Regions from separate parts of the Homo sapiens genome. Here region 2 is linked to region 1. A link is a loop called in an ENCODE intact Hi-C map of the cell type or tissue named here. Cell type or tissue: HCT116. All regions are shown on one strand. Each heading gives the region's core, and the rest is flanking DNA. Links, peaks and the distances in the headings are about the cores only. Region 1 has its middle 22 kb from the start of GPRC5B. Region 2 has its middle 11 kb from the start of ACSM1.

The links. Hi-C counts contacts between places; a loop is a spot of excess contacts. Peaks named below come from ENCODE experiments on the same cell type or tissue, not always from the same donor. Only the 100,000 strongest peaks of a DNase experiment are listed, where the experiment ranks them.
Region 2: it touches region 1 in a loop (4-fold over the local background); 6 of 110 quality-filtered maps call a loop at or near these places.

What each region holds. Positions count from the first base shown.
Region 1 is chr16:19,904,583-19,909,965 of GRCh38, reverse strand. No RefSeq gene overlaps it. Among named protein-coding and RNA genes, the nearest start is that of GPRC5B, 22 kb to the right of the region's middle. In HCT116, for the core only: a CTCF peak has its summit at 2,346 (motif pointing left); a DNase peak (open chromatin) is centred at 2,305.
Region 2 is chr16:20,705,595-20,710,977 of GRCh38, reverse strand. It overlaps a transcript of ACSM3 not described here and the pseudogene LOC124903661. Among named protein-coding and RNA genes, the nearest start is that of ACSM1, 11 kb to the right of the region's middle. In HCT116, for the core only: a CTCF peak has its summit at 2,643 (motif pointing right); a DNase peak (open chromatin) is centred at 2,542.

The DNA.
Region 1 (5,383 bases), core at 295-5,294:
GTGACTGATCTTTCTGAGCCTCAGTCACCCCTGCTGTAAAATGGGGATAATAAAGATTCTCACCTCTTAGACAATTGTGAGAAATAATGGAAATAATGTATGTATTTAAGAAATAGTAGCTGCTATGGTTATTATTTTATCTTTACTTCTAGTTTAAAGTCAAGAGTTGGCCGGAAGTGGTGGCTCACACCTGTAATCCCAGCACTTTTAGAGGATTGTTTGAGGTAAGGTGTTCGAGACCACCCTAGCCAACACAGGGAGACTCCGTCTCTAAATTAAATAAATAATCAATCCAGGCCAGGCGTGGTGGCTCACGCCCATAATCCCAGCACTTTGGGAGGCTGAGGCGGGTGGATCACTTGAGGTCAGGAGTTCAAGACCAGCCTGGCCAACATGGTGAAACCCTATCTCTACTAAAAATATAAAAAATTAGCCAGGCGTGGTGGCACATGCCTGTAATCCCAGCGACTGGAGAGGCTGAGGCAGGAGAATCACTTGAACCCGGGAGGCAGAGGTTGCAGTGAGCTGAGATCACACCACTCCACTCCAGCCTGGGTGACAGAGCAAGGCTCCATCTCAAAAAAAATAAATAAATAACAGTAATAATAATAAAGCCACATTCTCAGCCTTCCCTTGCCCACCCTGAGAAGTGAGTGTTTGCCCTCATTTCTATATTTCTGAGCCCCAACCGTCCCACCATTCTGACCTTAGCTACCCTCCCCTCCCCATCCCAACTAGTATTAACATATAGTGAATATTCATCATAGGCCAAGAACTGAGCTGGATCTTTACCTGGATTATCTCATTTAATCCATGATATTATTAGACCCATTTTACAGAGGAAGAAACTGAGGTTCAGAGAGGTTAAGATCATACAGCTATGAAGTGGGCTCTGAGACCAAGTGTACCTAATTTCCCAAAGTTCAGGTCATTTTTTTCCTCCAACACAGATCTTGAGAGGTGAGAATAAAAGCCTTACCTACAACACTAGCCAACATTTAGGATCTACACACATGTATTATTACCCTCTCATTTATCTTTTTTTTTTCTTCTTTTTTATTTTTTTTGGAGACAGGGTCTCACTCTGTCACCCAGGCTGGAGTGCAGTGGTATGATCATAGCTCACTGCAACCTCCATCTCCTGGGCTCAATCCATCCTCACGTCTCAGCCTCCCAAATAGCTGAGACTACAGGCACATGCCACCACACCTGCCTAATTTTTTTTACTTTTTGATAGAGACAGGGTTTCACCATGTTGGCCACACTAGTCTTGAACTCCTGAGTCAGGCAATCTGCCCACCGTGGCCTCCCAAAGTTCTGGGATTACGGGCATGAGCCACCGTGCCTGGCCCTTTTATTTCCATTTTACAGATAAGAAAACCGAGTCCAGGGTCTATCCCAGCAGCAAGGACTGACCACCTTCCCAATTCCACTTCTCATGCGCTGGGAGTGAAGCTTATATTTCTGGACTCTTGACCCAGTGCTCATTCAGCATCTTTCCCTTCCCCATCCTCCATCCCTGTCAGGCCTCTGAGCCCATGCTAAGCCATCATATCCCCTGTGACCAGCACGCATACATCCAGATGGCCCAGATGGCCCGAAGTAACTGAAGAATCACAAAAGAAGTGAAAATGGCCTGTTCCTGCCTTAACTGATGACATTACCTTGTGAAATTTCTTCTCCAGGCTCATCCTGGCTCAAAAACTCTCCCACTGAGCACCTTGTGATCCCCACCCCTGCCCGCCAGAGAACAACCCCCTTTGACTGTAATTTTCCACTACCTACCCAAATCCTATAAAACAGCCCCACATCTGTCTGCCTTTGCTGACTCTCTTTTCGGACTCAGCGCGCCTGCCCCCAGGTGAAATAAACAGCTTTGTTCTCACACTCGCGTCTCTTCACACGGACGCGAGTGAAAATCCCAACCCCAATGTCTCCATTTGCATCCCGGCCTGTGAAGGCTGACCAAGTGGCATAGCGGACAGGAACTGATGCAAGGATCAGAAGATGCAGTTCAGGTACCACTCAGCTGTGTGACTTTGGATTACTTACTTCCCCTCTCTGAGTCTCAAGTGCCTTATCACACCCCATACCCTAAAACTGTGATCATCTCAGCAGTCCCCCGCGGGAGAGTCCTACTCTCCTCCCACACCATTCCTCATCCCGGGGAGGCGGAAAGTAGAGACTCAAAAAGCCGTAAAACACAAAGAAGACTGCTCCTTGGAGCTCAAAGTTGCTGTCTTTTCAAGGACAAAGAGAAACAGACCTGCATTAACCAATTACGCCTTGAGCGCCCCTGAACTGGGTGAGAGCCACATCCGCAGGAAACACTGCCACCCTGTGGCCCCTGTGCTTCACTGCAGGCCACTTCCAGGGCCCTGCGGGAAGCTCACCACGGGCTCAGAGGCAAACCCGTTGCAGGATTCAAAAGTGGCGCGCACGGGGGAGGTGGGGAGACTGAGTTGGGAGGATTGCTTGAGCACACGAAGTAGAGGCTACAGTGAGTCGCAATCATGCCACTGCATGCCAGCTTGGGAAACCGAGCCAGACCCTGTCTCCAAAAAAAAAAAAGATGAAGTCATATTGGGTAAGGATAGGCTGTAAGTCTAGTAACTGATATAAGATGAAGAGAGGGCCGGGCACGGTAGCTCACGCCTGTAATCCTAGTGTAGCAGGACGAGCCACAGACAAGAACCCTTCAGACACGGAGTTGTGGAAGGAAAGGGCTTTATTCAGCTGGGAGCATCGGCAGACTCATGTCTCCAAAAACCAAGCTTCCCACATGAGCAATTCCTGTCCCTTTTAAGGGCTTACAACTCTAAGGGGGTCCGAGTGAGAGGGTCGTGATCATTGAGCAAGCAGTGGATATGTGACTGGGGGCTGCATGCACTGGTAATCAGAATGGAACAGAACAGGACAGAGGTTTTCACAGTGCTTTTCCATCCAATGTCTGGAATCTATAGATAACATAACCAGTTAGATCGGGGTCAGTCTTTAACTACCAGGCCTGGAATGTAGCGCCGGGCTGTCTGACTACTGATTTCACTTCTGTCTTTTAACTCCTACTTTTTCTTCGAGGCAGAAATTGGTTATAAGACAATAGGAGGGGTGGTCTCCTCCCTTACTAGCACTTTGGGAGGCCAAGGCGGGTAGGTCATCTGAGGTCAGGAGTTCGAGACCAGCCTGGCCAACATGGTGAAAATCCATCTCTACTAAAAATGCAAAAAATTATCTGGGCATAGTGGCGGATGCCTGTAATCCCAGCTACTTGGGAGGCTGAGGTAGGAGAATCACTTGAACCCGGGAGGCAGAGGTTGCAATGAGCCAAGATCACGCCATTGCACTCCAGCCTGGGCAAAAAGAGCAAATCTCTGTCTCAAAAAAAAAAGATGAAGAGAGGACCCACGCAGCCACAAGTCAAGGAACACCTGGGGCCCCCAGAAGCTGGAAGAGGCAAAGAGGGATTCTCACCCAGAGCCTTCGAAGAGAGCACAGCCCTGGAGACACCTTGATTGTGGACTTCCGGCCTCCAGAACTGTGAGAGAATACATCTCCATTGTTTTAAGCCACCTGGTTTGTGGTAGTTGGTTGTGGCAGCCCCACAAAACTAATACAGGTGCCTACTTAACACATTGGAAAGCATGAAGCAGGTATTTGTGGTTGAATGATACACATACGGCCAGGTGCAATGGCTCACGCATGTAATCCCAGGACTTTGGGAGGCTGAGGCAAGAGGATTACTTGAGCCCAGGAGTTCGAGACCAGCTTGGGCAACATGATGTCCCCTTGTTTTTGTTTAATAAGCTAGGTGTGGTGGTGCCTGGAGTCTCAGCTACTCAGGAGGCTGAGGTGGAAGGATCTCTTGAGCCCGGAAGGTTGAGGCTGCAGTGAACTATGATTGCACCCCTGTACTCCAGCCTGGGTGACAGAGCGAGACTGTGTCTCAAAAAAAAAAAAAAAAATTTACATATCTTGTTAAACGCAGTCCCGGTCAGCAGAGATTCTTTCTAATGCTATTTTTCTCTGAAATGTTTTGTAAAAATAAATGCTTCACCCCGTGCTGGACACTATTGCACCGGCATCGAAGGACTGTGTGGGTATCAGCAGGCACGCTCCACTCTCAGCCAATGGGTGTGGTTCACTGAGCCCACCTCTCTTTCTCCTGATTCCCTTGGGTTTGGTGGACAATTTTGACCCATAACGGAGGATCAGAGGCATGGCAGTGAGGAGGCCAGGCCTGCCGGGTGGTGAAGTCAAGGTCTCCCAGCTGGTCTAGGCTCTTTTAAGGAGATACTTGTATTCGTTTCTTGCTGGGACTTTAAAAAATTAACAAAAACGTCAGGACTTAAAACAATACGTATGTATTATTGTATAGTTCTGGAGGTCAAAATTATGCAACAGGTTATACTGGACTGAAAGTCAGTGTGTCGGTAGGGCTGGTTCCCTCTGGGAGCTCCAGGGGAGAATCTCTTTCCTTGTCTTCTCCAGATTCTAGAGGCTGCCGCACACCTTGGCTCATGGTCCTGCAGGGGAGGAAAGATTTATTTCCCCACCCATCTTAGGTTCATGGCAGAGGCACCCTTAATAAAAGACTGATGAATCAGAGAAGAGCATAGCCATTTATTTAACACAAGTTTTATGTGACATGGGAACGTTTAGAATGAAAACTCAAGGAAACGGGGAAGTGTGTGTGTGTGTGTGTGTTTAAGCAGTTTGTAACTTATTTTATTTTTATTTTTTCTACTTGTATTTTAGATTTGAGGATACAAGCGCAGGTTTGCTACAAAGGTATATTGTGTGATGCTGAGGTTTGGGGTGTGATTACGATTGAACCCGTCACCCACGTAGTGAACACTGTACCAAGTAGGTAGTTTTTCAATCCTTGCTGCCTCCCTCTCTCCTTCCTCCCTCTTGTACTCTTGTATTTCTCAGTGTTTATTGTTCCCTTTTTTTTTTTTTTTTTTTGAGATGAATCTCACCCTGTCACCCAGGCTGGAGTGCAATGGCATGATTTCAGTTCACTATAACCTTTGTCTCCCAGGTTCAAGCGTTCCTTGAACCTGCTCACTGGAGGGGAACTTATGGGGTTCAGGACATACTACCTCAAAATATGGCACCTTGTATTCGAGAAAACAGCAGAAGCAGGAAGGCCACTCTCACCTTCCCTTCACCCTGCTCCCCTGAAGCCGGTCATAAAACCTTCATTTGAGGGGTGGCCACCCAGAGGAAAGGAATATCTTATCCTTTCTTTTGTTTGGTTTTGAGACAGGGTCTTGCTCCATTGCCCAGCTGGAGTGCAGTGGTGCGATCATAGCTCATTGCAGCCTCAAACTCCTGGGCTCAAGCAATTCTCTTGCCTCAGCCTCCCTAGTAATAGCTTAGA
Region 2 (5,383 bases), core at 216-5,215, 800 kb before region 1:
AGTAGCTAGGATTATAGGTGCCCACTACCATGCCTAGCTAATTTTTTGTATTCTTAGTAGAGATGGGGTTTCACCATGTTGGCCAGGCTGGTGTCGAACTCCTGACCTCAGGTGACCCACCTGCCTAGGCCTCCCAAAGTGCTGGGATTACAGGTGTGAGCCACTGCACTCGACCTAAATTATTATTATGTACCACTTAAATAGCACTTTACAGCTTATAACACATTTCATGAGCAATATTTCACTCAATCCTCTAAACCAATGGTCTCCAAAGTGAGTTTTGGGACAATCCACTGGGACTAAGAAATGAGAACAGAAACTTAAAAAATTATCGGCTGGGCATGTTGGCTCACACCTGTAATCCCAGTGCATAGGGAGGCCAAGATGGGAGGGTCGCTTGAGCCCAGTATTTCGAGACCAGCCTGGGTAACACAGTGAGACCCCATCTGTATTTAATTTTTAAAATAATGTTAATAATTTAATAAAATTAAAAATTACTGAGATACAATTCTTTTAATGCTTTTATCTCATTTTCATCTATGTTTTATAGTATGCATACTATATTAGTGCAGTAGAACAATGTAAGTGCTACACTCAGATGGGAAGATGTGTATTCTAAATATTTTTATTGATAGATTATACAACCCAAAATGCCTAGAGACTACTGTTTTAAGCAACCCTGGAAGGTCCATGTGGTTGTGCCCATTGGTGGAATATGAGATTTGGCCATAGCTGGGGAGTGGCAGAGCCAGCCCTCCACTCTATGGATTCTAGTGGTCTAGCATCATCAAACCTTGCCTAGACTACTTTGGCAATGCTTAGTTTATCTCATCCTAAACACTGGCTGGAGATAAGTCTGAATTTAAAGTACCAGTTAATTGCAGAAAGAACATGCACGTCCTAATTAGATGAAAGAGAGAAGGTAGTTTGTACTTTCTAAAGTGAATTATTGGGAATAAAGTGGAGTGTATATATAGTATTACAGATAACCACTACTGTTTCTTGAACATTTATTATGTGCCTGACATCTCACTTAAAATTAATCCCAGTGCATGATAACTTATTCAAGGGTCACAAAGTCAGTAAGTGGCAAAGAACTGAAAGGATTCAAAGGTATATTCCCCAGACTCCCAAGACTTGTGCTATAAGCCAAACTACTTATTTCCTGGTGAGTTCCCTGAAGTTAGCTAAAAAGGGAAATGTGGAGTTGAATTCCTAGGAAGGAGACTTTATTTATGAATATATTTTAAAAGCTTTTAAATATCATCCCTTCTTGAGAAAGTGAATAACTGTATAAGGATAAGGAAGTGGGTTAAGAAAATACCTTAGAGTATTCATTCAATGTAAAAATATAAGATTATTTATTTTACAAACCACCTGTTCTTAATGACTTATAAATAATTAGTATCCGTGGTATATTTGTGATATGAATGCACTCAATAGGTTGACCTCTAGCTTCAGGGTTAGGGGCAGTTTTCTTCTAGTGGTTTTCAGATAGCAAATATCTTAGGCTTTACTGCATACACTTTACAGCAGAAACCAAAATATTTTGCCATGTATAGGTATAGCAATAATTCTGAGTCAGAAAACATAATCTAACCTGCTTGTTTTACATTTAATTGAGTGTTTTATGTTAACCATTTCAGCTTTGTGTTCATTTTTCATTATCATTTTATAAATTTCATAACTTATGTTAAGCAATATCATTTTTTTCTTTCTTTTTTTCTGAGATAGTGTCTCGCTCTGTGCCCAGGCTGGAGTGCAGTGGTGCCATCTCAGCTCACTGTAAGCTCCGCCTCCTGGGTTGACGCCATTCAGCATGTGGATATCCAGCTTTCCTAGCACCATTTTTTAAATTATACTTTGGGTACATGTGCACAACGTGCAGGTTTGTTACATATGTATACATGTGCCATGTTGGTGCCTAGCACCATTTATTAAAAAGACTGTCCTTTCTTCATTATGTTATCTGAGGAAGTTTGCCAAAAATCAATTGACTGTAAATGCAATGGTTTATTTCTGGGCTCTATTCTATTGCATTGATGCATATGTCTGTTTTTAAGACAATAACATGCTGTTTTAATTACTATAGTTTTGCAGTATATTGTAGTACATTGAAGTCAGGGAGTGTGATGCCTCCAGCTTTTCTCTTTTTGTTCAAGCATATTTGGAGTATTTGAGATCTTTCGTGGTTCCATATGAATTTTAGAATTGTTTTTTTCTATTTTTGTTAAAAATATCATTGGAATTTTGACAAGGATTACATCGAGTCCATAGATCACGCTGAATAATATGGACACCTTAACAATATTAATTCTTTCAATCCATGAACACAGGATATCTTTCCATTTATTTGTGTCTTCTTCAATTTTTTCCATCAGTGTTTTATAGTTTCCAGTCTGCAGGTATTTTACTTTCCTTAGTTAAATTTATTTCTGAGTGTTTTATAAATGGAATTGTTTTCTTGATTTCTTTCTTAGATAGTTCATTGTTAGTGTATAGAAACACTATTAATTTTTGTACGTTGGTTTTGTGTCCTGCAAGGTTACTGAATTTGTTTATTAGTTCTGTTTGCAGATGACAGGATCTTATAAGTAGAAAAATTCTAAAGATTCCATTAAAAAATAATTGTGCACTGCCAAAAGGTGTCGCTGTTGTTGTTGTTGTTGTTGTTTTTGAGACAGGCTTTTACTCTGTCACCCAGGCTGGAGTGCAGTGGCGTGATCTCAGCTCACTGCAACCTCCACCTCCTGGGTTCAAGCAATTCTCCTGTCTCAGCCTCCCAAGTAGCTGGGATTACAGGCATGTACCACCACACCTGGCTAATTTTTGTATGTTTAGTAGAGTGTAGGTTTCACCATGTTGGCCAGCTTGGTCTCGAACTCCTAACCTCAAGTGATCCACCCGCCTTGGCCTCCCAAAGTGCTGGGATTACAGGCATGAACCACCATGCCCTGCAAGAAAAACTTTTATGCGTTGTTATTTTTTTAAATTTCATTTAGTTGTTTAGGTGTGTTTTCTTGCATCTCACTGACCTTCTTTAAGATAATTATTTTGAATTTTTTTCAGACAATTCATAGATATCCAATTTTTTGTGGTAGGTTGCTAGGGCTTTGTTAATTTTCTTTGGTGGTTTCATGTTTGTCTGATTTCTTGTTATTCAAGTAACCTTTTCATTTGAAAGAGCAAATACTTCTTCCAGGCCTTAGAAACTGGTTTTGGCAGGTTTGTGTTCTGTTAAGTTCCCTTAACAGTTCCCAGGCAGTACAAGTTCCCAGGCAAATGAGTTTGCCTATGGGATTGTAGCCAAATGCTTTTGGAGCCAGGTAACATGACTGCTGCTGGGTCCACAATGGAGTCCACAGTTGGTGAGCCTACTATCAGGGGCTCTAGCAGGCGTGGATCCTGTCTGGGCCCAGGGTGGTCTCTACTGTCTCCAGGACCTTGGTCCAAAGGGCTGGTACTGGGCTGATGGTCTACTTCAGGTGCACAGGAATAGGCCTGTTGTCCGGTTTGTGAATGGGTATGACTCCTCCAGGTCCCCAGGAGGGCTCTTGCTGGACCACTGGGTGAGACCTTGGGCAGGCAGTACTGCTCCAGTCTGCAGCTGAGAGGGGCGGAAACCAAGTTGCAGGGCTGCTTCAAGGTCTACAACTGAGACAGAAATATTCAGGCCTATCTCTGGTGTCACTGATGGGCATGTCTCACAGTGGGTCCCTGGGCAGGCAGCCATGCTCTCGATCTGTAGCTAAGTTGGAGTTGAGATTCAGGGCCTTTTCAGGATCTGCTATGGGGACTGAGGTTGGCAAGTATGACCCTGGGGACTCACATGGACTTGTCTCCCAGCTATTCCCTGGCTGGGCAGAACTGCTCTTAGACCTCAGCTGAGGGAGCCTTGGGCTGAAATTCAGGGTCATTTCAGGATTTGCAATGTGACTGAAGTTGGCAAGGCTGTCCCAGTGGCATAGATGGGCAAGTCTCTCAGCAGCTCCATGTACAGGCAAAATTGCTCTTGGGTTGCTGCTGAGAGGGTTTGGAGGCAAGATTAAGGGCCCTTTCTCATCTGCCTGGGGACTAAAATCCAAAATCCTGCCCTAGGGACTCATATGGACATGTCTCTCTCTGGGTCCTTATGCAAGCAGGACTGATTGCTTACTGCAGCTGAGATGGGCTGGAGTTGAGTTAGATGGTTGTTTCAGGGCCTCAGTTGAGAGCAAGTTCAGTGGGCCTGTCTTCTGAGGTACTACTGTGCATGACTGCCTCCTGTCAGAGCCCTAGGCAGATGGTTTTGGTAGCAGGATCAAGTCCAAATAGGGCTTTCAACAAACATGAGGCAGATGGGGCCATTTCCAAATCTGGGGTTAGGACCACCATCAATGAGTTTACCACCTGGGTGTGGGTCTACCCTCTCAAAACAACTCTCCTAGGTCTTGGGCTCCACTGGGGTTTTACAACTCCTGCCTAAATCCCCAGGTTCTCACAAAGGCACTTTTGCCCTTGAATAGATGAGAAATTATTGTTGCCATTGGGGAATGTGAGTGGGGGACTACCTACTCTGCCATCTTGCTGACATCACTTCCTAGCTTCCTTTGTTTCTGTAGAGAAGTCAGTGGTAATTTGAACAATTGTCCCACATGTGTAATGTATCATTTTCCTCTGTCTTCTTTCAAAATTTTATCTTCTTTTTGATTTTAAGAAGTTTGATTATGACATGCCTAAGTATTGTTTTTTTTTGTATTTCTCCCATTTTAGATTTTTCTAATATTCTTGGATCTGTAAATTTATATCTTTCACCAAAATCTGGAAAACTTTTGGTCATTATTTCTTAAAATATTTTTTCTGTCTTTTTCTAGAACTCCAATTTTTATGTATACACACACACACACACACACACTGTTCCACGATTCACTGAGGCTTCACTTTTTATAAAAATATTTTTCTCTCTATTCTTAAGACTGCTAATTCCTTTTGAACTAATTTCAAGTATGCTAAATTTCTTAGATCTCCAATATGCTATAAGGTCCATTAAGTTCATTTTTAATTTAGAGTAATACATTCTTAAATAGTCTCAATTTTAAAATCATTTCTATTTTTCCACTAACATTTTTATTGTTCATATTGAACATAATTTTTTAGTCCTTGAGCATAATGATTACAGCTGTAGCACTGTTATTGAAATCCTTCTCTACTAATTCCAACATCTGAGTCTTTAGTTTTCTTCATTGATGTTCTTTTTCTCTTGCAAATGAGTATGTGTTCCTGTGTCTTTGTGTATCTAGTAATTTTAGACTTTATATTGAACATTGTCGTTAATATACTGTAGAGACTCTGGATTTTGGTAGAGAATCTGGATTTTGTTTTGTTTATTCATTTCTTTTAGCCT